Regions from separate parts of the Homo sapiens genome. Here region 1 is linked to region 2. A link is an interaction called in ENCODE POLR2A ChIA-PET data of the cell type or tissue named here. Cell type or tissue: B cell. All regions are shown on one strand.

Region 1 (2,500 bases), 92 kb after region 2:
GTGGGCCCTCACCCCACAGAACTAGCTTCCTTCTACAAAGGGCAGACGTGGACACTGAGCTGTGCACGCAGGGAGAACGCTGGGTGAAGAGGGAGGCGGAGATCGTGGTGATGCGTCTACAAGCCCGGGCGCACCAGAGACTCCCCCATCCCCCAGAACCCGCCGGGCACACCAGAGACTCCCCCATCCCCCAGAACCTGGAGAGAGGCCTGGAGCAGATGCCCGCCCCCACCCCTCCAGCACCGCAGAAGGAACCGGCCCTGCAGACAGCTTGGTCTCAGAGCCGTGGGAGAACAGATCCTTGCTGTGAAAGCTCCTGGTCTGTGGTGATTTATCACGGCAGCCCCGAAAGACCCCCACACCAAGTTTCACTCTCTGTCCATGGACCTCTTTAATGGAAATCCTGACTTTTCCATAAGGCACTGAATCTGTGTAACTTTTAGAGTAAGGAGGACGACCTACAGTTCACTGCATGAAAGCACAGCCCTTCCAACAAAGGCAGGCGAAATGTGGAACCAATTATATCTGGGTGCCTACACGTGACGTACGCCAGTTCTTTGTAGAAAGAACGAGGCTTGTCTCAGCGATACTAATGTACAGTTCACATGAACTCCTAACCTTAGCCAGCCACAATAAGGTATCTGGGATTGAGCGCTTATTTAAATCGGTAGGCACATCAATTTAAATTTAGGTAGTAGCTCAGCCTGTACCTAACACATGAGGAAGCCGAGGCGGGAAGATCGGTTGACTCCAAGAGTTCAAGAGCATCCTGGGAATGACAGGGAGACCCCGCCTCTAGAAAAACATTTAAAAATTGCTGCGTATGGTGCCGCACACCAGCAGAGTCCCAGCTACTCGGGAGGCTGAGGTGGGAGGATTGGTTGAGCCTGGGAGTTCAAGCCTTGAGTGAGCTGTGGGTGGGGGGGGCAGCACTGCAGGGTGAGGTGAAGGGGGTGGTTCTGCGGGAGGAGGTGAGGTGGCTCTGCGAGGTTAGGAGAGGGGGCAGGGGCTCTGTGGGGTGAGATAGGGGGTATCTGCAGGGTGAGGTGAGGGGACAGCTCTGTGGGATGAGGTGAGGTGGGGGTTCTGCGGAATGAGGTTGGGGGGGCGGCACTGCGGGAGGAGGTGGGCGGGGTGGGGCCTGCAGACCCTCCAGGCTCTCCCGGGGGAAGGAGCCCCATCAGGGCCAGCACTGCGCCACTCCCAACAAAGCAGGCAACCTAGCCTGCCAGTGGAGACCTCTTTTCCGCCTGGGCTCCAGCTCTAGAGCAAGGCCAGTCACCTCAGCCCCACCATCAAACACCAGGCTCCACATGGGCACTGCCTCGCTCAACTGCGTGGTGGCGGGTGGCCTGGAACGCTGCTGTCATCACTGCACGTGGACACATCATCAACCTCTCAGCGTGACGTGCCCTCGTGCTTTCAGGTAAAACACTACAGAGAAACTTCCTGTTGGCAGGTGGACCCCGCACTCCCTAGGGCCTGATCCGCTCCCTCTCTTCTGCTTTACGGGCACTGACAGGAAGTATCTGATGCGCACTCACTCACACCAGCCACGCACATGTTGTGAGCAATCCTGTGTGGCCTGCTCCCCCCTCCTGACCGGCCCCTCCTGACTGGCCCCAGCACCGCGTGGAAGAACATGGAGGAGCTCATCTGTCTGAGGATAGGAAGCAGCAGAGCACACGCAGGTGAGGGCAGAGCGGGGAACCCAAGTCCCGAGGAAGTTTCTCAGTAAGCGAGGCCCCGCGCTCTGGGAGGGCACCCCCAGGAAGCCCACACATAAAGCAACTGGACACACGCTCAACTACGACTGGGCAATGACAGTAGCTTAAAAAAAAAAAGTACACCACCAAACAGACAAAGACCAGAGACCACTTACATAAAAGCCCTGCTGCCTCCCCGGGAAGGGATTTCAAAACACTTCTTTAGGTGAGCACGACAGCACGTGCCTTTAATCACAGCTACTCAAGAGGCTGAGGCAGGAAGATGACTTGAGGCCATAAGTTTGAGGCCAATCTGGGCAACAGAGCAAGCCCACCTCTAAAAAAGTAAAAATAAAAAAATTAGGCGGGTGTGGTGACATGCGTCTGGAGTCCCAGCTACTCGGAAGGCTGAGGAAGGGGCATCATTTCAGTCCAAGAGTTGAGGCTGCAGTAAGCCATGACTGCACTCCAGCCTGGTCAACAAAGCAAGACTTGTCTCTTAAAAAAGCAAAACAACAACACATCTTTATATTATAGGGCACAGAAAGGAGCAAGATTATAAAACTAAAATAGGGTGAAAGAATGCAAGAGACTCAGAACTATGGCAAACTTATAACTAAAATTCCAAACTACAGGAAACTCTCAGAGCAAACGCTGCATCACATAAGCTGCTAGCCCGGCACATGATTGTGAAGAATCAGGAGTCCTCTCAGCACCAACAGACAGTCATGGACACAGCCCACAGGTGGCTCGACCCACCAGCCTCAGGCAGCATGGGGTTGAGAGGGGAAGCC
Region 2 (2,500 bases):
TAGTTCACTTTAAAAGTTCACAAATTTCTTTTTCGCTTCCCAGCTCCTTACACCTCAACGAGCTGCGCAAGGAAAAGCACACATGGGCAAGGCGCCTGTGTGACACGAGGCTTGCCCCGAGCTGCCTACAACAGGGAGCGTGGCACAGCCACCAGGAAGGCGGCTCCCATCCACCTGGGCTCAGAGCCTGCTGGGCAGCTGGGGTGGGACAGGCCCTGTTTCGGCCCCTCTAACCTTTCCTCACCAGCACAAGAGGACTGTCAGCAGGAACCACGTGCACATGCTACAGAATGTTCTCATTTCCTAAATGCAAATATCTCCAACATTAAATCCAATCCTTACCAGGCACCTCCTGTAAGGCCCCACTATGCCCCAAGGACCACCAGATAGTGACAGCCATGGCACAATGACCCTGCCGGGCCCCACCAGCCTGCCGGCCACCTGGCTTCTCCTCCTTATGACACGAGGTAGGCTCTGCACATGTCATATGCAGATTCCCTATCACATCACGACTTCCACTCATGGGAAGCACACACAGAGGAAAGAGAAAGTTGTAGTAACTGAAAAATGGCCACGTCCAGTTGACACCCTCCCCCTGGAGCTCAATCTTTCTGGTAAGAATGAGAGTCGTGTTGTCCACTGACTGCAGCACAGAGGTGCCATCCGGTCCTTCCAGTTCCATCACCAGCTCAGCTGCCTTGGTATCCAAACTGTCTATGTGCGGGGTCCGCCTGTGTGTGGGGTGCGGGGTCCGCCTGTATGTGGCATGCAGGGTCTGCCTGTGAGCTCTCTTCTGTTCCACTCACCCATGGGTCTGTCCTGCTACCAAGAGGAAGCACACTACCTCATGCCTGTAGCTTTAGAGGAAGCAATGAAACTACACTGTCTGCATCCTCCAATTCTGTTCTTTCTCAAGGTGGCTTTGGTTATTCTAGGTCTTTTCAATTTCCCTATTAACTTTGGAATCGTCTTATGAATTTCTACCCAAAAAAGCCCACAGGGATTTTGGCTGGCATTACACTGAATCTGTACATCAATGTGGAGAGAGATGGCATCCAGTTTTGAGGGTTTCCTGATCTATGAATATTGTATAACTCTGCATTTAGGTGTTTCTGAATTTCTCTCAGTTCTCAGGAATATTTTGCAGCTTTCAGGGTACAGGTTTTGCAGCACATCTTCGGTCAAATTTACCCCAAAATAATCCGTATTTTTTATACTACTGCAAACATTTTTACAATTTCAGCCCTCTATTATTTACGAGTATTTAGAAATACACTTCTGCATAATGGGTTTGCACTGGAACACCATGCTACGCTCACTGATTCTTGTAGCTTTTGTGCAGATGTCTTGGGCTTTCCTCCATCAATGTCTGTGAATAAAGACAGTGTTCCTCTTTCCTCTTCAGTCTGACTTTCGTGCTGCCTGGAGTCTGCAGGACGATGCTGACTGCAGTGGAGATGGCCAGTGTTTCTTTGTCTGTTCTCAATTTTAGGTGGAAAGAATTCAGTCTTTGACATTAAATATGATGTCAGTTGCAGGTTTTCACAGATGCTCTCTGTCAGGTTGAGGAAATTCCTCTCTATTCCTAGTTTGCAGAATTTTTTTTAAAATAATGAATGTGTGTTAACTTTTGTCAAATGTTTTTGCTGCATTAGTTGGTATGATCACATGGTGTTTTCAGTCTTATAACAACTTGAACTGATTGATATTGGAGGTTCAACCTTGAATTCTTGGAATCAACCCTACTTGGTTGGTCATGGTACATTATTCATTTTATTTTATAAGCTGATGAATTCAATTTGCTAAAATTCTTTTTAAAATTTGTATGTTTGTGTTCATGAGGGCCATTGGTCTGTAGTTTTCTTATCCTGTAGTACCTTTGTCTGGCTTTGGTATCAGTATAGTACTAACACAACAACTGTCTATCTAGATAGAAAACAAGAACCTCTATGTTTACCTCACACCACATACAAAACATGAACCTCTACGCTTACCTCACACCATATACAAAACATGAACCTCTATGCTTACCTCACACCACATACAAAACATGAAAATCTATGCTTACCTCACACCACATACAAAAATTAACTAGAAATGGATCATAGACCTACATCTAAGAACTAAAACTATCAAACTTACAGAACACAGGAAAAACTTCTGTGACCTTCGTTTGCCAAAGATAGGATTTTAAAAGAGAGCACGAGTTCTAGAAGAAAATATTAAATAGAATGGACCTCTATCTTGGGAGTTGGGCAAGAGTGAAGACATGGAGGCTGCTCAGAGCACCCTATACAACACTGTCTAAGGACCCAGAGCCAAGGGGATTTTCTTGGCTTTTTCTTTCTTAAAGTGGGAAGTTTTTGCTTTATTCTAATAATGAAAATCAGGAACACAGGGAAGGACTTCCACTTCTTTTTTCTTCCCCGACACAGATTCTCACTCTGTCACCCAGGCTGGAGTGCGGTGATGCGATCTCAGCTCACTGCAGCCCATGCCT

Evidence for each region. ChIA-PET counts read pairs that join two places held together with the same protein. Peaks named below come from ENCODE experiments on the same cell type or tissue, not always from the same donor. Only the 100,000 strongest peaks of a DNase experiment are listed, where the experiment ranks them.
Region 1: POLR2A ChIA-PET joins it to region 2 with 12 read pairs; 8 of 35 experiments call an interaction of 5 or more read pairs at or near these places.

What each region holds. Positions count from the first base shown.
Region 1 is chr16:89,401,718-89,404,217 of GRCh38, forward strand. All of the region lies in intron 2 of ANKRD11 (ankyrin repeat domain containing 11), which reads right to left. The region is part of intron 1 of LOC128462377; the gene reads right to left. Among named protein-coding and RNA genes, the nearest start is that of ANKRD11, 88 kb to the right of the region's middle. RefSeq lists enhancers at 1-171, 172-672. In B cell, no CTCF peak of the experiment used is centred here; a DNase peak (open chromatin) is centred at 1,444; H3K27ac peaks cover 1,397 bases.
Region 2 is chr16:89,309,488-89,311,987 of GRCh38, forward strand. All of the region lies in intron 3 of ANKRD11 (ankyrin repeat domain containing 11), which reads right to left. Among named protein-coding and RNA genes, the nearest start is that of ZNF778, 93 kb to the left of the region's middle. In B cell, no CTCF peak of the experiment used is centred here; no DNase peak of the experiment used is centred here.